Regions from separate parts of the Homo sapiens genome. Here all the other regions are linked to region 1. Evidence: chromatin loops called from intact Hi-C (ENCODE). Cell type or tissue: mammary epithelial cell. All regions are shown on one strand.

Region 1 (8,000 bases):
GGAGACCCCGCCTGGGGAGGCGCAGGGCGGCTGGGAGAAATTCTGAGGACAAGGCCCGCGCTGCAGGAGCAGAGGGAGGAGCACAGGCCCCGGTCCCGCGCAGGCTCTGCTGTCCTCCCTGTGTGGTCGGGACGAGGCCCGGCTCAGAGCCGCCAAATTCACATCTGCAACCCAGGCCCCTGAGGGTGCAGGCTTGGACATCAGCAGCCAAGGCCCAGAGGCGTCCAGAACGAACACGTCCAAAGCCCAGCTCCTGCCCCCGCGGCCGGCTCCGGGACAGACTCCTCCCCAAATCTTCCTGCTCTCGGGAAATGGCAACTCTGTTCTTCCAGCTACTCAGCCCGAAAGCCCTGGAGTTGACCCTGACACCTCTTCTCTCACAGCCCGCACCCAGAGTGCCCGCACATCCTCTCCGCTCCATCTTCAGGATACATCAGAAAGTGTCCGTGTCTCACCGTGGGCGCCACGGCCGAGGTCCAAGCCCGCACCAGGTCCCCTCGCCCCTGCGCCTCCTCCGGAGGCTCCCTCCCATCACCCGGGTCCCTGCAGCCCCCGCTCCTCCCGGCCGCCAGAGGGCGCTTTGAACACTGCAGGCCACCGAGTCTCCCTTCTGCTCTGAGCCCTCCAGGGACTCCCAACCAGTGCAAAGGCCGGCGCCCTCCCAGTGGCTCCAGGCTCACCATCGGCTCCCCACCTCACTTCACCGCTGGCCCTGTTTCATCGTCCTCGCCCCATTCTTCCCTCCCTTCTGCGACCGTGGCCAGTATTAGAGCATTCCTGAGAAGAGAGATTTATTTTAAGGAACTGGCTCATTTGATGTTCAGGTGACAGGCAACTCTGAAATCCACAGGGCAGGCAGGTTGGCAGCCTGGAAATTCAGGAAGAGTTGATGTTGCATTTTCAAGCGCGAACGCTGGAAACTCAAGTCGAATTTCGATGTTGCGGTCTGGAGGCAGAAATCCTCCTTCCTCGGGAGACCGTAGTCATTATTCTTAAGGTCTTCAACCGAGTGGCCCGCCCACCATATAGAGGGTCATCTGCTTTACTCAAAGTCTACTAATTAAATGTTAATCACATTCCAAAGTTTGCCTTCGTAGCAACAGCTAGACTTGTTTGTCCAAACCATGGGCACCACAGCCTAGCCAAGACGACATAAAATTAGCATCACATGGTCCCTTTCCCCTTTCTTGAAGGCCGGTGTGGTCCAGCCTCCAGCCCTTATCCTCACTCCTCTTTGCGCAATATTCTGCTCCTACGCATGCGCATGAGTCTTAGCCTCCTAGCTGGCTGCCTCACCTCCTTTGGATTTTTCTGGATGTCGCCTCAGAGCAGCTGCCTCTGACAGCCCCATTTAGGTAGCAAGCCTTCCTCCACCAGCACTCCCAGTCCTCTTCCATGCTCTATTTTTGGCCATATTCGTTCATATTCATGGGGAAAAAAATACAAACTTTTCTTATTTTGTTGTCCATCTCCCTTTCTAGAATATAAGCTCCAACAGGTAAGCTCTGTACGAGTATGATTGCTACCCCAGTACCTAGAACAGTGGTACTAGAACAGGGTAGTTGCTTAAGAAATACTGGTTGAGTTAATAATAGCTTGAATTTAAGTACTTATTAAGGACCATACGCTGTTCTAAACACTTTTTGTGTTTTGTTTTGAGACGGAGTTTAGCCCTGTCGCCCAGGCTGGAGTGCAGTGGCGCGATCTCGGCTCACTGCAAGCTCACCTCCCGGGTTCATGCCATTCTCCTGCCTCAGCTGCCAGAGTAGCTGGGACTACAGGCGCCCGCTACCACGCCTGGCTAATTTTTTTGTATTTTTAGTAGAGACGAGGTTTCACCGTGTTAGCCAGGATGGTCTCGATCTCCTGACCTACTGATCCGCCCGCCTCGGCCTCCCAGAGTGCTGGGATTACAGGCGTGAGCCACTGCACTCAGCTGTTCTAAACACTTTTAATGTATCATTTCATTTTTGCAATAATTTTACAAGGTAAGTTCTAATATCCCCATACACAGATCAGACAATTGAGGCACAGATCACTTATGGTGCTAGCTAGTATGTGAAAGAGCCAGAATTTTAATCCAAATGGTCTGACTCCAGAGACTGAATTCTTAGCCACTCTGTTATGCTGCTTTCCATGAGTGAATGAATTTTTTTTTTTTTTTTTGAGACGGAGTCTTGTCCTGTTTCCCAGGCTAGAGTGCGGTGGCGCGATCTCCGCTCACTGCAAGCTCCAGCTCCCGGGTTCACGCCATTCTCCTGCCTCAGCCTCCCGAGTAGCTGGGACTACAGGCTCCAGCCACCACGCCCGGCTAATTTTTTGTATTTTTTAGTAGAGATGGGGTTTCACCATGTTAGCCAGGATGGTCTTGATATCCTGACCTCGTGATCCGCCTGCTTCGACTGCCCGAAGTGCTGGGATTACGGGCGTGAGCCACCGCGCCCGGCCAAATTTTTTTTAAAAAGAATGAAAGAAGAATAATTGATTTGTACCCACACCAGAAACCATGAAATTTGGAGTCAGAAAAACCTAGGTTAACATTCCAGATTTGCTGTGTACTGGAATATATGATTTGGACAACTTTCTTTTCTCTCTCTCTTTAATTTTTATTTTTTCACACAAGGTCTCACTCTGTTGCCCAGGATGGAGTGGGAGTGCAGTGGCATGATCTCGGCTCACTGCAGCCTTCACCTCCAGAGCTCAAGAGATCCTCCTGCCTCAGCCTCCTGAATAGCTGGGACTACAAGTGTGCGCGCCAGGAGGCCCAGCTAATTTTATTTTTTTGTAGAGATGGGGTCTCCCTATGTTGGCCAGGCTGGTCTCAAATTTCTGGGCTCAAGCAATCCTCCCACCTCGGCCTCCCAAAGTGCTAAGATTACAAGCATGAGCCACCACACCTGGCCTGAACAAGTTTCTTAGATTTTTTTTTTTTTTTTTTTTTTTTTTGAGACGGAGTCTTGTTCTGTGGCCCAGGCTGGAGTGCGTTGGTGCAATCTCGGCTCACTGCAACTTCCGCTTTCCCGGTTCACGCCATTCTCCTGCTTCAGCCTCCCGAGTAGCTGGGAGTACAGGCGCCTGCCACCATGCCTGGCTAATTTTTTGTGTGTTTTTAGTAGAGATGGGGTTTCACCATGTTAGCCAGGATGGTCTCGATCTTCTGACCTCGTGATCCGCCCACCTCGGCCTCCCAAAGTGCTGGGATTACAGGCATGAGCCACCGTGCCCGACCAAGTTTCTTAGATTCTTGAAGTCTGAAGTTCCTAAGGACAGAGAAGGGGGAAAAAAATCGACCTTTTTTTTTCTTTTTTTTTTTTTTTTCATTTGAGACGGAGTCTTGCTCTGTCGCCCAGGCTGGAGTGAAGGGGCGTGATCTCGGCTCACTGCAACCTCTGCCTCCCGGGTTCAAAACGTTCTCCGGTCTCGGTCTCCCGAGTAGCTGGGTATTACAGGTGCCCACCATCATGCCTGGGTAATTGTTGTATTTTTAATAGAGACGAGGTTTCGCCATGTTAGCCAGGCTGGTCTCAAACTCCTGAGCTCAGGTGATCTGCCCGCCTCGGCCTCCCAAAGTGGTGGGATTACAGGCATGAGTCACCACGCCCGGGCAAAAAAAAAAAAAAAAAATCTACCTTTTTTTTTTTTTTTTTTGAGACGGAGTCTCGCTCTGTCGCCCAGGCTGGAGTGCACTGGCTCGATCTCGGCTCACTGCAAGCTCCGCCTCCCGGGTTCACGCCATTCTCCTGCCTCAGCCTCCCAAGTAGCTGGGACTACAGGCGCCCGCCACTACGCCCGGCTAATTTTTTGTATTTTTAGTAGAGACGGGGTTTCACCGTTTTAGCCGGGATGGTCTCGATCTCCTGACCTCGTGATCCGCCCGCCTCGGCCTCCCAAAGTGCTGGGATTACAGGCAAAAATCTACCTTTTAATCCACCATACGTTAGCTTCTTTAAAGCCCTTTTGTCACACTGGATCCGGTTTTATAAGCCATTACTGCCCTCTAGTGGTCAGTTGGAATAACGGCATAACTGCTATGATAAATACAAACTCCCCAAATGGTGTCGCCCAAAGGCTAGTAGTTTCTACAGATAAAACAGCCCATCGTTTTTTAGTCTCCTGGATGCTGTTAGTCTTCAAGGACTAAGATCAGGGTTTCTCCAAAGGAGCCAGGGAGGATCATCCCATGTAGGCCCTTGTAGGAGAGAATGGCTCCAGGGGAATTACCCTGATGAAAAATACGTCACCCACACTTCCACACCCAAACAAATGAGCAAAGGATAACAGGCTTGTTGGGACTCACAGCTCAGTTGTCCAGACCTTCAAAGAATATATTCTCACTATGTGATTCATTTTATGTGTCAACTTGACTGAGTCATGGACTGCTCGGTTTATTTGGTCAAACATTGTGAGTGTATCTGTGAGGCTGTTTTTGGATGGGATTAACACTTGACTGAATAAAGCAAACTGCATGCCCCCATGTGGGTGGCCCTCATCCAGTCAGACCTGAATAGAACAAAAAGGCCACCCCTCCCTCAAGTAAGAGGCAATGTCTCCTGCCTGACCGTATGAGCTGGGACATGGGTCTTTTCCATTCTATAGATTTGAACTGAAACATTGGCTTTTCTTGGATCTCAAGCCAGTAGACTTTCAGACTGGAACACACATTGGCTCTCCTGGGTCTCCAGCTTGCTAACTGCAGATCTTGGGACTTCTCAACCTTCATAATCACATAAGCCAGTTTCTCATAATAAATAAATGGGTCCTGGCCGGGTGCAGTGGCTCACGCTTGTAATCCCAGCACTTTGGGAGGCCAAGGTGGGCGGATGACAAGGTCACGAGTTCAAGACCAGCCTGGGCAATATGATGAAACCCAGTCTCTACTAAAAATACAAAAATTAGCTGGGCCTGGTGGCAGGCGCCTGTAGTCCCAGCTACTCGGGAGGCTGAGGCAAGAGAATCGCTTGAACCCGGGAGGTGGAGATTGCAGTGAGCCAAGATTGTGCCACTGAACTCCAGCCTGGGCGACAGAGCGAGACTCCATCTCAAAAAAAAAATAAATAAATAAAAATAAGTCCTGTTGGTTCTGTTTCTCTGGAGAGCCCTAATACATTTTTTTTTTTTTCGAGACAGGCTCTTGCTCTGTCACCCAGGCTGGAGTCCAGTGGCGCTATCTCGGCTCACTGCAACCTCCGCCTCCCGGGATCAAGAGAATCTCGTGCCTCAGCTTCCAAAGTAGCTGGGACTAAAAGCATGTGCCATCACACCCAACTAATTTTTGTATTTTTGGTATTGATGGGGTTTCACCACGTTGGCCAGGCTGGTCTCAAATTCCTGACCTCAAATGATCTGCCCGCCTCGGCCTCCCAAAATGCTGGGATTACAGGCGTAAGCCACCACGCCGAGCCCTGACTAATACATTCTGTTTTATACAAACTGTTTTTACTGGGTGGAAAAGAAGGGAAAACTGCCTAACTTGTTTTGTAATACTAGTATGCCCTTGTCATCAGCCCACGACAGGGCAATTAAAGGTAAGAACATTTTAGAACAAGCTTAGTTACGGTTATAGATACAAACATCCTAAATAATAAAACAGAATCCATATGACATCTAAATTAGAAGCAAATATGTAGTAGAGTTTAGCCAAAAATGCAAGGATAGGTTAACAACAGGGAAAGAATTCCTGTTCTGAACCTTAATACATTAAAAGATAAAAAGTATATAATCACTTAAATAAATAATCATTTGATGAATTCATTCATTTTTCAAATCTTAGCAAATTAGGATTAGTAGGATAATACCTTAACCCTATAAAGGATATTTGCCAAATTCCTAAACATCAAATTCAACGGTGAAACTCTAGCATTCCCATAAAAGTTAAAAATATGAATGCCCTTTATTCAAAATTTGATGGGCATTTCTAGCTAATGTAATAAATATAATAGAAATCAGAGGCTTAGGAAGTAGGAAGAGGTAACACCATTCTTATATGCATGATTCATTTTCTATTTGGAAAATAAAAATCTACATGCAGAGCATTAGAATTGATAAGAGTATTTGACAGGTTAGTTGAATACAAGATCATCCCACACATTCTGACAGCACTCTTGTTAATTGCTTATTGGAGTAACAACAAATAAGAACATATTGTGTCCAGAGTCGGTTCCTTCTGGTGGGTTCTTGGTCTCACTGACTTCAAGAATGAAGCTGTGGACCTTCCCGGTGAGTGTTACAGCTCTTAAAGATGGCACGGGCCCAAAGAGTAAGCACCAGCGAGTTTTATTATGAAAAGTGAAAGAACAAAGCTTCCACAGCTTGGAAGGGGACCCAAGCCGGTTGTGGTGGCTGGCTGGGGTGGGGGGGGGTGGCCAGCTTTTATTCCCTTATTTGTCCCCACCCATGTCCTGCTGATGGGTTCATTTTACAGAGCACTGATTGGTCCATTTTACAGTGTGCTGATTGGCGCATTTTACAAACCTCTAGCTAGCCACAGAGCGCTGATTGGTGCATTTTTCAATCCTAGCTACAGAGTGCCAGTTGGTGCATTTTACAATTTTCTTGTAAGACAGAAAAGTTCTCCAAGTCCCCACCCAACCCAGAAGTCCAGGTGGCTTCACCTCTCAATGTGGCTGGGCTTGGAGGCTCACACCTGTAATCCCAACACTTTGGGAGGCTGAGGTGGGTGGATCACCGAGGTCAGGAGTTTGAGACCACCCTGGCCAACATAGAGAAACCCTGTCTCTGCTAAAAATACAAAAATTAGCCAGGTGTGGTGGTGCTTGCCTGTAATCCCAGCTACTCAGGAGGCTGAGGCAGGAGAATCGCCTGAACCCGGGCAGCGGAGGTTGCAGTGAGCCGAGATGGCTCCCCTGCACTCCAGCCTGGGGGACAGAGCAAGACTCCATCTCAAAAAAAAAAAAGCAAAAAAAAGCTGGGTGGGGTGGCTCACGCCTGTAATCCCAGCACTTTGGGAGGCCGAGGTGGGTGGATCACGAGGTCAAGAGATCAAGACCATCTTGGCCAACATGGTGAAACCCCGTTTCTACTAAAAATACAAAAATTAGGTGAGCGTTGTGGCACACACCTGTAGTCCCACCTACTCGGGAGGCTGAGGCAGCAGAATCACTTGTACCTGGAAGGCAGAGGTTGCAGTGAGCCGAGATCACACCACTGCACTCCAGCCTGGCGACAGAGTGAGAATCTGTCTCAAAAAAAAAAAAAAAGAAAGAATGTATTATTTATAATGCATTTCCAATAGCAACAAAAATTATAAGGCACCTAGGAATATACATGTAACATATTGATCTGCATTGATCAATATACAAAATATACATATAACAAAAGATGGCTAGATGTTTTCTCAGAAAACTATGAAACATTTTTAAATGTAAAGGAATACAAAACTAAACATACTCTTACCATACAACACAGCAGTCATGCTTTTTAATATTTAACCAAATGAGTTAAAAACATATCCGCCCAGAAAACCTGTGCATGGATGATTATAGCAGTTTTATTCATAATTGTCAAAACTTAGAAGCAACTAAGATGTCCTTTAGTAGGTAAATGGAGAAACTGTGGTACATCCATACAATTGAATATTAATTCAACTCTAAAAATAAATCAGCTATCAAGCCACAGAAAGAAATGGAGGAAACAAATGCATGTTACTAAGTGAAAGAAGGCAATCTGAGGCTGGGCACAGTGGCTTATGTCTGTAATCCCAGCACTTTGGGAGGCAAAGGCGGGTGGATCATCTGAGGTCAGGCGTTCGAGACCAGCCTGGACAAGATGCTGAAACCCTGTCTCTACTAAAAATACAAAAATTAGCTGGGCGTGGTGGTGTGCGCCTGCAGCTACTTGGGAGGCTGAGGCAGGAGAATCGCTTGAACCCAGGAGGCAGAGGTCACAGTGAGCTGAGATCGTGCCATTGCTCTCCAGCCTGGGCAACAGAGCAAAACTCCATCTTAAGTAAAAAATAAAAATAAATAAGCCAATCTGCAAAG
Region 2 (8,000 bases), 110 kb before region 1:
GCGGTGGGAGCAGGGACTAACTACAAACAGGAACAAGTAAACTTTTTGAGATGATGAAAATGTTCTAAAGCTGGATTGTGATTTATAGAGTTACTAAAGATCATTGAATTATACATTTACAATGGATGCCCTTCATGATAGGTAAATTACAACTCAATAAAGCTGTTTAAAAATTAATAACTTTCAACTGCTATACAAAATTATGGAGGTGGGCATTAATTATGGAACAATAAAAGGCAAGGAAATGGATATTTGCATAGAAAAAAGAAGCCCAAAGAGGAATACTGAGAGAAACAACAAAAGATGCTGCTCACGCCTGTAATCCCATCACCATGGGAGGCCAAGGCGGATGGATCATTTGAGGCCAGGAGTTCAAGAAGAGCCAGCCAACATGGTGAAACTCCATCTCTACTGAAAATACAAAAATTAGCCAGGCGTGGTGGTGCACACCTGTAGTACCAGCTACTCAGGAGGCTGAAGTGGGAGAATCACTTGAACCCAGGAGGCAGAGGTTGCACTCTCAGCCTCCTGGGTTGAGTTGCTGAGATCATGCCACTGCACTCCAGCCTGGGCAACAGAGCGAGACTCTGTCTCAAAAATAATAATAAAAAAAGATGTCGGTCTTACACTACCAGAAGAAATAAAAATGATAATGTTTTTACGACTAAATTGTTTTCACAGAGGTCTGGACACTCATTCTAAACAAATGGATCAAATAATGTTAATGTTCATCATGATTTAGCAAACTTCTGATTTTTGCAGGAGAAGTGAAACCCTTTTATTTGAACCAAATATGACATAAATACTTGATAAATTTTCTGGTAAATATATTTTAATGGAATTTTTTTAACTGAGGAGACATTTGAAAGTTACTTGAATAAGTTCCAATGAATAAATACATGGACAGAATTTTAATCTCTGGAATTTGTGAGATGGGGTTTTTACGAGTCTTTGACAAATTTTCCTATGTTTAAGACTTTTCCTAAGTATTTGTATGTATGTTGCTTCATGTGAAACAACCTTTTTAAATTTGAAATTAATAAAATGGGTTTTTCAATCAACTCTGAGTGAAGATAGAAAAATTTATCTGTGTTATAGCTTTTTAAGAATTTGTCTAGCAGGTTTTCCATTTTTTACTAGAAAATCCCCCACAAAAAGAAAAAGAAAAATCTGTCTGTACTGTCTATTGAACATAAGGCTGCAAAAAAGATAAATTTAGACACAGTCATTGACAAATTTGCAGAAGTTAAGGCTCAAAAATCATAATTGTAATATTAATTACCATTACAGAACAAAATAAGTAGGTTTTTTCCTTTTTTCAAAAAACACATTAAGGTAATTAAAATTATTCATTAATTACTCTTTTCCTTTTTGTATTGTAATATTCATTTATATTGGCATTTATTTATTTATATAGACAAAAGTTCTTACTATCTGCTTTTTAATTTCTGGGACTTATTATTACTATTATTATTATTTTTTTGAGACACGGTTTCACTCTTGTCGCCCAGGTTGGAGTGCAATGGCACGATCTCGGCTCACTGCAACCTCCGCCTCCCAGGTTCAAGTGATTCTCCTGCCTCAGCCTACTGAGTAGCTGGGATTACAGGCGCCCGCCACCACCCCCAGCTAATTTTTGTATTTTTAGTAGAGACGGGGTTTCACCATGTTGGCCAGGCTGGTCTTGAACCCCTGACCTCAGGTGATCCACCCGCCTCGGCCTCCAAAAGTGCTGGGATTATAGGTGTGAGCCACCATGCCCAGCCTATTCTTATTATTATTCATTTTATTTCATGATTTTACTGAAAATGATTTTGTCATATGAAAAAGAGGGACAGTAAAAAAATTATCCATTCCAGGTGGCAAATAAGCTAGGTACTCACTTGGGTAAAAGTGAATGAAGAAATTCCTACACTTATGTATGTATTCAGTCATTCAGTCATTCAAGAAGTATTTACTAAGCAAATGTAATACACCAGGAAATATTCTAGGTGCTGAGGACACAGGAAATCCCATTCTCATCGAGTTTACATTCTAGTGATTCACTCAAGAATCCTGTATGGAGCTCTCCCATTCCATACAAGTGCAGTGGTGTGTTGGAGCTGGCTTGCATTGGCTTGTGAGAGCCAGGTGTGTGCATCTCTTTCCAACTCCCTATTCAGTTATGTTATGCCAGTAACTTCGAATTGGCCATGGTGGGAATATTTACACCATGGAAATAGGCAAAAGCTATAAATCAGGGCTTTTGTTTTGGAGTCAGTTGCTAAATATTTGCCAGCCTACCACTACAAGTCACTCAGTCAGAGAGTTCTTCCCTGATTAATCAATTTATAGAAGCCTGCCCCAGTTATTCTGTCACATGCCCCTGTGTTATTTGCTTTATAGCATTTATTACTACTGGAAATGCCCTTGTTCCATTGATTTATTCCACTGGTATTTATTGAGTGCCTACTATATGCCAGGAACTGTTAAAGTACTTGAGATCTAACAAAACAGAGATCTATACCCTTGTGGGGCTTACATTCTAGCAGGGGCAGATGGATTTTTAAAAACAATGAGCACAATAAGTAAATTATTTGGAGTGTTAGAAGGTGATAAGTTCTGTGAGGGGTGGAGAAAAAGTAGAGAAGGGCAAGAAGGATCTGAGTTAGGGACATGAGTGATGATTCTAAATGGAGAAGTCAGGGTGGGTCTCATTGAGAAGGTTATATGGGAATGCAGACCAGAAGTAGGTAAGGGAATTATCTGTATAAACAGTATTCCAGACAGAGGGAAAAGTCAGTGTCAAGAGCCCACACTGGCCTGGCCTGGCAAGTTCAAGGAATAGCAAGGCCAGTGTGGCTGAAGTGGAGTGAGCTGAGGCAAGTGGCTGGAGAGATGAGGTCAGATCATGTGAGGCTTTGTAGGTGATTAAAAGACCAATGTGTTTGGACTGTATCTGGGCTCTCTACCCCTTTAGGTTGGTCTGAATTGACTGTACTCTATTTAATTTCTGTAGTTTAACATTCATTTGTTATATCTGGTATTTTATTCTTTTTTTCAGAAGTATCTTGCATGTTCATGGACATTTACTCTTTCATATGAACTTTAGGACCTGTTAATCCAGTTACAACAAAAAATCCTGCTGAGTTTGTATTGGAATGAATTTAATTTGTAGGTTTATTTTGGGAGAGAAGTGATACCTTTATAATAGTAAGTATTCCCATCAATATCTCTCCATTTATTATTTTATTCATATTCTTTTTATATATTTAAAAACATTTTGTATTGTCCTCTATGAAGGTCTAGTATATCCTTTATGAGATATAGTCCTAGATGCCTTAGAGTTGTTATCAACCCTGGGAATGGTATATTTTATGCCTAATACTCTTATTGGTTTAAATAGTTTTTCTCTATATTCTCTTGGATTTTCTCATTGACTGTAATATCACCTGCAAATATGGATAGTGTTCTGTTTTTCTATGTTAACACTTCTTGTTTATTTCTCTTATTACATTGGCTAGGAGCTCCAGTATAATGGTGAATAATAGTGCTGATAGCAATCTTGTTCCTGACTTAATGGAAATGCTTCCAAACTTTCAAGCATAAAGTTTATGTTTGGGGTAGATACCCTTTAACAGGTTGAAAAAGTTCCCTTCTATTCCTAATTTGTTAAGGGTTTTTTAAAAATTATGAATCCACATTTAGTTTTGTTGAATGATGTTTTTTGCATTTTTGAGAGGATTGTATGATTTTTCTCCTTTATCACTTAATTGGCAAATCACAGGGAAACATTTCTTAATGTTAAATTATGCTTCTGTGAGTAAAGGGAAAATTAATATCAGGCTGGGGCTGATGCAAGCCTGCCTGACACTGACCTTGGTCTTCCACAATACTGTTTCCTTGGAAACTGCAGAGTTAACATAAACAGGGGATGTTGTGTATGCTGACTACACAATTGTGTGGAACTGCGCATGGGTCTGGAGGCATTGTCAGTGAGCATACAGGTCATGAGCGTATGCAACTGGGAATGGCAGGAAATATTGGTGAGAAATAGAGGTTTCAGGTTATTTACTTACTTACTTATTTATTTATTTATTTATTTATTTATTTATTTAAAGAGACAGGGCCTTGCCTGAGACCCAGGCTGGTCTCAGACTAGGCCCAAGAGATCCTCCTGCCTCAGCCTCCCAAAGTGCTGGGATTACAGGTATGAGCCACTGCGCCTGACTAAGGCTTTAGGTTCTATGAGTCAAAGTGATCGCTGCACACCTTGGCTAGCCCGTGGCAGCTGTAATTGCCCTGTGGATGAATGACAACAGGACATGTGTACTTCGGTAGCTGCTGGGCCACCTGGTGAGATAAAGATGTAGCATCTGCCATATCTTCTGCCTTGTATTCTAGGTTACAATTTATTTCTGTCTCATGAGTCTTGCTGTCAACTTGAACCTATAATCACAGCTGTAGTCTGTACCTTCTTTCCGGGATTATATTTAGCACAATTATGGAGCAGTATTTTAATTTTACCTCTAGGGGGCAGTCATGGATCATAAATTGGTATGCTGTTTTAAAAAACCATCTAGAATAAACTGCCCTTTTAGGTTATGTACTTTTTTTTTTTTTCTCATTTTTACAGATGAAGAGACTGAGCCTTAGAAAATCTAAATAATTTTCTTAGTTCACATAACTTGTAAATAGCAAAAAGCAGATCTGGGATTTTTTTTCAGATAAAAAATTATACTTTATTATAACTTTTAAAATTGCAGAACGTCAAGCTGAATATCATTAGACACGTACACAAAACCACTCATCTCTAAAGTCATCTTCTATACCCTATCAAAATTTGGCCAATGAATCATGCCTCAGGGAATTTTCCAGTTCAACCCCATACACCAACATGGAATATTTGGAAACACTAGCCTTTTGGTTTTGCCCAGAATTCCAAAGCGCTATTACAGGTGGAATATCTGCTGCAGGAGGTCATTCTTGCTGCTGTGGGTGTGAGTAAAATGTCCACCTGTATGCCTCTGGTCCTGCAGGCTTTGTTCTCTTTCTTCTTGTTTTGTCTCCTTCTACAGGGGTTCCCTTACATACTGCAATCAAAAGACATCTTCTGCTCAGAATCACAACAGATAGTGAGTGGTTCAAGTGAGAAGTAATGTTATATAGTAAGTTACTGAATCTACAATGAGAAATTGAACTCTGGGGCCACAACTCAAATATGATTTCAAGGTAAAGAATATAATTACTTGGCTGGCTAGTGAAACGCTTATTTCCTTCTAAAATCATAATTGCAATATGGACTTCTGCTTCATGCTGCATCCCAAGGCACAAATCAGGTAACCTACATCTGCCAAATGATCAACAGAGCATTCCTTCCTATTTTACCCTCAATGCTGAGAAATTACTCCAGAGCCCAGAAGTTGTTGCATAGGTGGCTTGGGTTACTTGGTGCTCAGGCAACAACTGCCACAGGCCCCACCTTGATGAACACCATCAATTTCTTTAAATATGATGATACTAAGATGGAGGAGGCCCTGCTCAGAAGAAGCAAGGACGTAAAAGCTGGGACAGACTGTGCTGTGGGTCACTACACTAACAGACCCAGATGACACGATGGAACGTGAATACTGAAGCTGACAATCTTCTGAAAATCTCTTTTTCAAAACCCATATGCCCTTTTTTCTAATCTGGAAATCAGGGACAGGGAAACATTCGCATAATTACCCACCAACATGTTCTTCTTAACAGAAGTGAAGATTATTTTAAGAATATGAAAAGTGTTTCAAGACATCTGTTTTCAGGGATAGATCACAGCAACAGAAGTACTTTTCAGAGTGGTTCATTTTAAAGTCAATCTCAAGAACAAGGGCAGCCAGCTTTCACAAAGTACCAAGACATGTTCTGGCAAAAACATTTTTGCTTTAAGTTATATGCTGTCAAGTTCAACTATTTTATACATATCTGATCCTTTTCTGTCAACAAAAAAGGTACAATTTTTTTAAAACTCCAAAATCAATAATTTCTGGGTAGGATGAAGGTAGAATTTTGGTTGTATTTTATACTTCAGAATACAGATGAAACCAAAAGGTCTGCAATTGTCTCTACATTCACATCTTTCAAAGGTCCTTTTCTCCTTTTACATGGATTCAGTTGAATCATTGCCATCCTGATTTGAAGACATATTTTCAACTTTCATTAGTGGTAAATAGCTCCTAAGTTCATCCATTTCCCTCTTCTTCATTTCTTCTTTTTCTCTCCTTTTCATTTCCTGAATTTGGGCTGTTTTCTCATTCCTCTCTTCACGATCTCTGCATTCTTTCTCTGCTGCTAGGTCTGGGAACCACTCCACTTTGGTCTTTTCTAATCAGTTCAGGATCTCATTTACTTTTTTCTCCCATGTCACAATTTTTACATCCTTCTGCCTGTGAAAACCTATGTGCCCCACATCCATGTCAGCTGTTTTCTTCAGGTTAGACTGCGGCGTATATACCACATTAACGTTCATCTTGCAGCCTTGAATGCTACTGGCTTTCACAAGGTGGGCACAGTCCATCAGCACTTCCTTTGGAATGTCTTCTATGTTCTCTCCCAGATATTTTCAGGCCAGCCGTGCTTGATCAGATCTTCATTTTCATATTTATCCTTTCCCATGTAAATAGTGTACTGGGATGAATTAATGCTGCTGCTGGTGAAGTAGAACACCATGGTCCCGGCGGTGGTGCAGTGACTCTACTGCCCACCAGCAGCGCTCAATTCACCCATATCTGGGATTTTAACCTACATCTATTTGCCACTAAAGTACATGCTCTTAATACACACAGAGGAACGCCCTCCTTCTCTCTTCTTCCCTCCTTTCCCCTCTCTGTCTCTTTTTCTCCTCGAAGCAGTCCAGCAAAGTGGTTAAATGCACTAATTCTGAAGTCAACCTGCTTGACTAGGAAGGATTGGCCCATAGGGGTACGTAAAGGTTAGAATGGCAGCGGGAAATTGATTCACATGAAAAATAAATTACCTACCACACCTACCAAAGTCTGGCTCTATGACTTACCAGCTATGTGACCATGGGAAGGTTACTTAATTCCTCTGTGGCACAGGTCCACCTGTAAAAGTGAGATGATAAAGGAAATTTTTGCTAAGCCTTGAGCATGTGTAGATGGACTTACACCCTGCTTGACTTTGAGCCTGGATGAGTAATAAAATGCAAAAATCAATCAGTTAGGGTCCCAGAAGAAGGAACCAAAGCAACTGCTTCTGGGAAAATTGATCAGAATCAGAAAAAAACCCATAACAAACAAACAAACAAAAACCCTAACCTGATGAGGAACTTCTTGTGTTTGCGATTTGTGCCTCAAGTGTTTATTTGGATTCAACTTCGTGGACTTACTGGGTCAATAAAGATTCAAAAAAGCACAGATGGAATTGGGGCTCAGTTCCATTACAGCCAAATAATCCTGAGAGGACAAGCTAAAGACTTATTTAAACCAATCACCTCTCCTTATGAAACTGTGTGGCTTTTGCCCTTATAAGCCTACCCTTGCCTTTGGACTGGGTGTCAGTCTTCACGAGGCATGCTCTTCCTTGTATACTACTCACCTAAAAGTAAACCCTTAATGCTTATATGAAAGAGTAGTCAACATCACTGATCATCATAGAAATGCAAATCAAAACTACAATGAGATATCATCTCTCTCCAGTTAATTAAAATGGCTTTTATCCAAAAGTCAGGCAATAACAAATGCTGGTGAGGATGTGGAGAAATGGGAAACCCTCATACACTGTTGGTGGGAATGTAAATTAGTACAACCACTATGGAGAACAGTTTGGAGTTTCCTCAAAACTCTAAATAGAGCTACCACATGACCCAGCAATCCCACTGATGGGAATATACCCAAAAGAAAGGAAATCAGTATTTCGAAGAGGTATCTGCACTCTCATGTTTATTGTAGCACTATTCATAATAGCCAAGATTTGGAAACAACTTCTGTGTCCATCAACAAACAAATGGATTTTTAAAAATG
Region 3 (8,000 bases), 52 kb before region 1:
ACCCAGATGCAAGTACTGACAAAGAGAATGTCCCTCTATGTGTGTCTTTCGAGGGGCAGTTTTGGGTGGTATCCATAGTCTCAGTCCTCCCAACGAGGTGCGTATCCTATTGCACATGAGATAAACAGGCCCATAGAGGAGCAAGGACTGGCCAGGTACCTGAGAGGGTTCCTTAGGCTGAACACTAGTGGCAAGTTTCTTTATCAACCAACAATATATTCACTTTTCTCTTCCTCTTTCATGTTGTCTCCTGCCTGGAAGCCTGGCCCCTCTCCCCCTGATAACTCACTCTCCTGAGCTGCTTGGGAGCTCCTAGAGGCTTTCTTTAACCAGGAACCAGGAGCCATTTCCCTAGACAGATGTCACACCCTCTGGTTGGGGCCTTGGCACTGGCATGTAGGTGTGCCTCTGTGTGTTTGTAACTTGACCTCAGGCTAGGGAGCAGGAGAATGGTCCACGGGGAGGCCCTGTTGAGGGTAGGGGTGGTTCTGGGTCATCTTGATTCCAGTGCTGGCAGAGCTGAGAGGGTACCTGGCTTGATGCCTGGCACTGGCCCTGCTTGTAGTATCCTCAGGCTAGTGAAGTTGTGTGCAGGTAGCACTGCTCACTCCTCCCAAAGCTCACCTAAGCCCAGCCTCTGTGATCCTCAGTTTTCAAAGAGTTGGGCTGAAGTGGTCTTTGAAGAGATGGAGACTAGGGAATGAGCTCGGCCAGTTGCCCAGGTCTCCAGCCTCCCAGCACTGGCTCTCTGCCATCTAGTGCAGCTCTAGCCTGGAGCCTGAACCCCTGAGAGGCATCCTTGGACCCCTGGAGGAGCCCAGGGTTGCAGTCTGTGCACACAACTAGCCATCACTTGTGCTGTCTCCCAGGGCCACTTAGGTTGTTTTTTGGAACCCTGAACAGCCAGCCGCCAGCAGGGCATACCTGGGTGTCATTGTGGCTGTAGACTGAGGGTGCACGTACTCACCTCACCCGATTGCAGCCTGTGGTCTCAGCCCCAGAGCTGAGAGGCCCTTAATTTTACAGTGGTCCAGAGAAGGTGAGTGACTTGCTAGAACCAATGGTGAGGGAGTGACTGAGGCCAACCCAGAGTTGGGGCTCCTTCCCAGCCCCACTGTCGGTCTACATCAGGGGCTGTGAGGCACCCCTGGCACGAAGGCAGTGGCCGATGGGACTCATGTTTGGCTGGTCCACAGCAGCATGATCTTACTAGGTATTAAAGTATTGAAATTTCCTTCACCCTGGTTGGTAAATATTTCCTGCCCTGAGTCCTGAGTGCCCTCCTGCCCCCTGGGACTCCTCCCAGACTTTTCCACAAAGCAATAACCAACAGGGTAACCTGGCAAGGCAAGGGCCCTAGAGATCTCCTTCAGAGCCACTGCTACTGCCCTCTTCTTGGCCAGGATCCATGCACTACCAGTTTTTACAAGTTTTAAATATTAGTTTTCATCAGCCTTGCCCTGAGTCCTGTATGAGGCAGGTGGGGCAAGGATAGCCTAAGATAGCCCACTCTAGCCCTACTGCCCAGCCTGAAGGCAGACAATGCTTGCCTCTCTCTGCCTAGGGATCGCAGCTGCCACCATCTTCAGCCCCAGCAGGGATGTGGTTGTGTCCCAGAGTCAGCTGCGCGTGGCCTTCGATGGGGACGCCGTGCTCTTCTCGGACGAGTCGGAGCGCATCGTCAAGGCCCACGGGCTGGACCGATTCTTCGAGCATGAGAAGGCCCACGAGAACAAACCTCTGGCTCAGGTGCTCCCCATAGACCCAGAACCCCTGAGAGGAACAAGGCAGCTCCCCAGACCTGCCCTTGGCCTGCACTCCCAGCCTGGAAGCAAACAAACCCCAGGCTCAGCCCAGATTCCAGCCTGGTCCCCTCGACCCTCTCACTTGACCACTGACCCCCCATCAATGAGCTTCCACCTGCTTTGTTGAGCCCACATCCCCTCACTGAAGTCCCAACCCTCCTTTGAAGCCTCCATTCTCTATCTAAGCCTCTCTCTAAGCCCATCCCCCCTCTGCAGCTCAAATCCCCATTTCTGAGGTCTCCTTTCCCTCCCTGACGTCCCCATTCTCTATGTCCCCACCTCTTCTCTGAAGTCCCTGCCCTGCTCTGAAGGCCTCATCCTGTCTCTCTGAAGCTCCCATTCTCTCTCTGGAACCCTCACTTCCTCCCTGAGATCCCCCGCCCCTCTGAGACCATGCCCACCCTCTTAAGAAGCCTGTTTCCCTCACTGGAAACAGGAGGAAAGGAATTGCTGGACTGGGGCGCCTCATTGGGGTAGGGAGATCCAGCTGGGTGTGACATCTGGGGCAGACCATTTGCTTTGGGACATCTCCTGCCATCCATCCCTTGGCTGGGGGCACAGGGACCCTCACTCACCCTCAAACTGCTCAGTGTCTCTCAGAACAGAATATACCCTAGAGCTTGGTGGAAATTCCCTGGAGTTGGGGCTGTTGGGATTCTCCAGCTCTGCTGGGAGCTCTTATTTGAGCTTTTAACAAAAACCCGGGAGCTCAATAATCTCAGAGCCCCTCTCCAAGAGCTCAGCAGGCTTCCGCTGTGGCTCCTAAATATTCAGTTCATGTCTGTTCTTGCGAGTTGCCTCTGAAATCCTTGGGAATCCAGGGCAGGAGAGTTTTCCTACTAAGTGGTAAGCAGAGGCCCAGGAGACCACTGCTTATTCCAGTTTACCTAGCAAGCGAGAGGTCTCCAAGACGAGGAGCCCACTTTTGTTTATTTCTAGCTGCTTTGGAAATAAGCAGTTTTCTTCATCGTTGTCTGTTTTTTTATTCTCACATCCTCAGGAAGCTTCATTGTTCTGGGCACTGTAGAGAATAAATTGTCCTTGACCCTAGAGTGCTTGAGGATGACACCCTGAGCCACCTGGGTGCCAGATGGGCACGGTTGATACTCAACACTTACACATTGGTCCATCTTCTCCAGCTGTTTATAGCTGGAGTCCATTCTGATTGGAGGGCGCCCATGCCATAGTTACTAAATGGTTTTAATATCCCCCCTGTTGATGGGCATCGAAGGCCACAGTTACAGACCTTCAGGACAGACATCTGTATACCTTGATGGGCATATGGATGGATGATACATATCAACAGTTGCCCTGATAGTTATCCTGACCCAGCACCAATATACAATAACACAGATCCCCTGACTAGAGCCGCGCTGGTGCACACAGTAGCCTAAGCAGGCATAAGCAGAGCTAACTGAAAGATTTAGGGATCCTGAAGTTTTCCACACCAAACAAGACACTAGTGCTTTAGGGAGAGCAGGGGGCAAATATTTAGGAGGTGGTAGAGCTAACAATGTTCCCCTTGCCTTCTCATAGGGCCCCTTAAAGGGCTTTCTGGAGGCACTGGGTAGGTTGCAGAAGAAGTTCTACTCCAAAGGCCTGCGGCTGGAGTGCCCAATTCGTACCTACTTGGTGACAGCACGCAGTGCAGCCAGTTCCGGGGCCCGGGCTCTCAAGACCCTGCGCAGCTGGGGCCTGGAGACAGATGAAGCCTTGTTCCTTGCTGGAGCGCCCAAGGGCCCTCTCCTTGAGAAGATCCGCCCACACATCTTCTTTGATGACCAGATGTTCCATGTGGCTGGGGCTCAGGAGATGGGCACTGTGGCCGCCCATGTGCCTTATGGTGTGGCACAGACACCCCGGCGGACTGCACCTGCAAAGCAGGCCCCATCTGCACAGTAGCTGAACCACCGGCTTTACTGATCCACATTGCTCCAGGCTCCCTGACATACTTCGACACCTCCTCTGGTAGATCCCTCTAGTTTCTCACTGTTCTGTCCTTCTGCCTGTCTGCCCTCATCCCTATGAGTGATGTACTTGTAGGAAATTATGCAGACGGGTCTGGCATTCTCAACATCCCTCCTTTGGGGCAAATTCTGTGCCATGATCCTGAGTAGGAGAGTAGGACTGTGCAGAGTAGCTGGATTTCAGGGGGGAAGTTAATGGGTCTGAGAGGGGGAGGGTCAGAGAAGCCAGGATTTCTCAATAGTGACTTAGGATGAAAACTAGCTCAATGTGGTGTAAACAACACTGCTATGGGAGAGAGTGGATCTGGCTTCTAAGCTCTGTCCTGGTATTAACTGCATGACTTTGAGTAATCCCTCCCCTTCATGGCCCCCAGTTTCCCCATCTTTTGGGCAGTTTTCAAGCTCCCTTTTAGCCAAAGAAGCTTGGTTCTTTAAGATCGCCCTCTTAGAAGGAAGCATTCTGTGTCAGTGCTGCTGCTGGTATGTATGGCACCTTTGTGCAAATTACAAAAGGACACTGTCTAGGTGAATGAAGAACAAAAAGACATCCCTTCCTCTGGCCTGACCCAGTCCCATAGTGGGGTACACAGCTTAGTTAGCAGGATAGAGGCTGGATTTCAGCCCCCATGTGTCCCCTCAGCTCAGAGGCCTTTCTCAAATGGACAAAATGCAAAATCGCCCCCAGCAACTCTATCTATAATTTTACACATTTTGAAACCACTGGACAAGATGACCTATCTGCTCATGTGATTCTCTAACCTGAATGGTCATCAGGGCTCAGCCCAGGAAGCAAGGGGAGTGAATTGGACACGCATACAAACTCTCCTCCAGCCAGCAGGGGGCACTGCAGGCTCTTCCCGGGAGAAGCATTAGTAGCTGCCTGCTCAGTGTTTCCTTTGCTCTTGCTTTGAGCCGAAGTTCAGTTGCTCTTGCCTGCCAAGACCCTCACTTCCACCACCCTCATTCCTCCAGTTATTGCATCCTGTTGAGCAGCTCTGCTGGTGGGGAACGGGACAGAGCATGGGTGTCTACTGTTGTGGCCTCAATTCTAGGGGAAGAAAGTGCAGTGGCTGAGGTAGGCGGTTGTCCAGGCTGAGCCCCAGGGTGAGGTGCTGCCTGGGGTGAAGTGGGAAGTGTCAGGAGGTCTGGTGTGAGACAGAAGGTACTGAGACAGTGATGCTTGGAGAGGAAGGAGCTGAAATGTGCACTAGCAAAATTCTCCAGCTATGGGATTGTTAGTGGAAAGCCAGTCAGAGCTGCCTTTGGAGGTAATGAGCTCTCCATCAGTGGATGCTGAGCAAGGGCTTCCAGGATGAGATAACCTCCCCATGAAATGCATCAGCGGATCCTCCACATTTGCAAGAGCCCCTGCGGCCCCTTCTTCACCACTTTCAGAGGAGAACTCTCACCGCTTGATGAGTCAGCCTCCTCCTTTGCTGAGCATCCCTGGCTCTCTCCAGAGGGAGGGTGGAAGCACCAATGGCTGGTCCCCAGGGAGACAGAAGGGGTGAGCAGACATCTGTGTGTGGACTGATTGCCAGGCTTCTAGGAGGAATCCTAGTCATGAGCAAGCACTTTGTAAAGAAAACCAAAAGTATCATGAGAGGGGCAGAAGCCTGGAGATGTGGTGGTAGGAAATAGGGGAAGAGAACACCCTGGGGTTTTTGATCTTTGTCCTTCTGGGGACTCAGCTCAGGGTCTGAAAGGGCACAGGTTCTGTGCAGTGTGGGGCAGGGTAAGAGATGCAGAAAGATATTCCAGGAAGGAGAACAAAGTGAGAAGGCAGAGACGGTTCTCAAATGAGCAACGATTTGGGCCAGAAGAGAAAGGCTGGGCTGAGTTTTTACTGTCATTGTCAGAGGTCTCCATGAGGCTGGTCCCAGGGAGGAAGGGTATGGCTGTGTGGAGTGACTGGGACAGATACCCACAGTGACTGCTTTATCAGGGGACACTGGCATTATTGCCCCTGGAAGGGCATATGATAATGTCTTTGCACGAGGTCATTTCCACTGCACAGCCAGGATCCTTCTGGCTAACAGAGGAGGCCTTGGGGCAGAAGACCCGGGTTGTGTCTACTTCCAGAGCTCCAAGCCTAGACAGAGGTACTGTGAGGGCCAAGAACAACCTCAAGGAAACAAAAAAGAAGTGAAGGAGGGAGCTCAGCCCTGAGTCTCCTTTATTCTTGGCTGAACTGCAGAAAGGCCCTCTCCTTCTCACTCCCAGGGGTCAGAATCACCCCCGTGGAAGAGCCTCCAAGGCTCACAGAACCAGTGACTGCAAGAAGCCTACAAGGCCGGGCACAGCCCAGGCTCACAGCATGGCAACAGGCTGACTGACCAGGGTGGACCTGTGCACTGGGGACGGCACCAGATGTCACCTAATTAAGAAAAACTGCAGGGATTCTGGGACCTGTGTGGTCTTGCCCCCAGGGCCTGGTGATGAACACCACTGATGATTCCATGTCTCTCAGGAAGCAGGAAAATATGATGCTGGAAGCAGAAAGATAAGGTGCAGTAAAAGCCATGGATTTCACTGGAGCCATCATTAATAGACACAGACAGCCCTGGGCAATGGAGAAACACTAAGAGTCTAAATTCTATTATTGAAATCACAAATGAGCATCTCAGGCCTGGAAAAAAGCTTTCAGTCACTGGAATAAAAAGCCAGAAATCTGAGGGGCAGTCTTAGGCAGCAGTTACACGGGCCTTCTGATTGTCTTAGAGGTGAGGAGGTGCCCAGGGATGAGGAACATTGAGTGTTGTTCACCAGTAAATTAAAAAGCCAGGTGAACACCAAAGTCCCAGGCCTAACCAGGGAATGCAGCACTGAGGTGGAGCAGCCACGGCTTCTGAAACACTGGACCCCTTTAGCTGAGAGCACCACTTCCCCAACAAGCCCTGCAGAACACTGGTTCCAGGAGATGCCTGCCAGCAAAATCCCAGAGCCAATGGGACTGCTGCTTAGCAGAAAAATGGAAGCCCTGTTACTAAGCACTGAGACTGCTCAGCCAGTTGCAAAACATCCCCCTCTCCTATCTGAGAGCCCAATCAGAGTAGTGGGGATATATCAGAATGTGCCAGAAAAAAATAGAAACTAGCAAGAAGTTCAAAGCCAAGATGGATTTGGCATTATAATGACACTCAATTGGTGTGCACCAGTACAGCCAAACTGATGACTAAAACTTGAAATACCTCCATAGCAGTTGGTAGATAATGCTGCGCTGAGTCCCCTGAATGTCTCCTCGTGGCCTCAGCTGACCTTTCCACTGTGAGCGCTCCATTTTCCCACAATGCAGCCTCTAGGAGGCTGCAGCGGCACTATGGCCAGTGTCTACTCTGTTTTGTGGTGTCCTGGCCATGCTGGTTTAGGGAGGCAAAGTAACTTGTCCAAAGCCATAGAGCTAGTAAGTGGCAGTGCTGGGACTCAAACTCATGTCCATCTGATTCTAGGACCCAGGTTTTCAACCATTTTGTCATACTGCTCATACATATGCATGGAGATAGCCAGAGAAGCTCCATTCTGAGGTCTTCACTAAAGGAGTTTACTTACCTGACAGTTAATATGTTGATTTCCTGCATGGTGAAATGCTGGAATACATTTGAGTGCATGCTTTTATTATAGCTTCCTAAACACCTACAAATAATTTAAATTAGAGCCAAACGTTTGTGAACCCCCAGAAGCACTTCCAAACAATCCCAAGTTTTGAGAAACCCAGTGTGAAGGCCCCTGTTTTGGGCTAATGCAGAGTTTGGCAAACTCTGGGCCCACGGGCCAAATCTGACCCATCACCTGTTTTTGTAAAGAAACTTTGACTGGGGCCAGGCACAGTGGCTCATGCCTGTAATCCCAGCACTTTGGGAGGCCAAGGCGGGTGGATCACAAGGTCAGGAGATCGAGACCATCCTGCCCAACATGATGAAACCCCGTCTCTACTAAAAATACAAAAATTAGCTGGGCGTGGTGGTGCACGCCTGTAGTCCCAGCTACTCGGGAGGCTGAGGCAGGAGGATCACTTGAACCCGGAAGGCGGAGGTTGCAGTGAACCGAGATCACGCCACTGCACTCCAGCCTGGCATCAGGGTGAGACTCCGTCTCAAAGAAAAAAAAAAAGATAAAAGAAACTTTGATTAGAACATAGCCATGCCCATTTGTTTACATATGTTTATGGCTGATTTCACACTGCAACAGCAGAGTTGAATTGTTGCAACAGAGGCTGCAAGCCAAAAAT

The links. Hi-C counts contacts between places; a loop is a spot of excess contacts. Peaks named below come from ENCODE experiments on the same cell type or tissue, not always from the same donor. Only the 100,000 strongest peaks of a DNase experiment are listed, where the experiment ranks them.
Region 2: a loop joins it to region 1, with 10 times the contacts of the local background. A loop is called at or near these places in 101 of 110 quality-filtered maps.
Region 3: it touches region 1 in a loop (5-fold over the local background); 108 of 110 quality-filtered maps call a loop at or near these places.

Annotation. Positions count from the first base shown.
Region 1 is chr1:39,602,361-39,610,360 of GRCh38, reverse strand. No RefSeq gene overlaps it. Among named protein-coding and RNA genes, the nearest start is that of PABPC4, 30 kb to the right of the region's middle. RefSeq lists an enhancer at 55-224. In mammary epithelial cell, CTCF peaks have their summits at 562 (motif pointing right) and 4,034 (motif pointing left); a DNase peak (open chromatin) is centred at 4,310; H3K27ac peaks cover 1,034 bases.
Region 2 is chr1:39,716,715-39,724,714 of GRCh38, reverse strand. It overlaps the pseudogene CCDC25P1 and the pseudogene RNU7-121P. Among named protein-coding and RNA genes, the nearest start is that of PPIE, 18 kb to the left of the region's middle. In mammary epithelial cell, a CTCF peak has its summit at 4,509 (motif pointing right); a DNase peak (open chromatin) is centred at 2,044.
Region 3 is chr1:39,654,828-39,662,827 of GRCh38, reverse strand. It overlaps NT5C1A (5'-nucleotidase, cytosolic IA), which reads left to right. Exons shown (of 6, transcript NM_032526.3): 5 at 1,565-1,749; 6 at 3,342-8,000. The coding sequence ends at 3,707. Among named protein-coding and RNA genes, the nearest start is that of NT5C1A, 13 kb to the left of the region's middle. RefSeq lists enhancers at 4,457-4,751, 4,703-4,772. In mammary epithelial cell, a CTCF peak has its summit at 4,601 (motif pointing right); no DNase peak of the experiment used is centred here.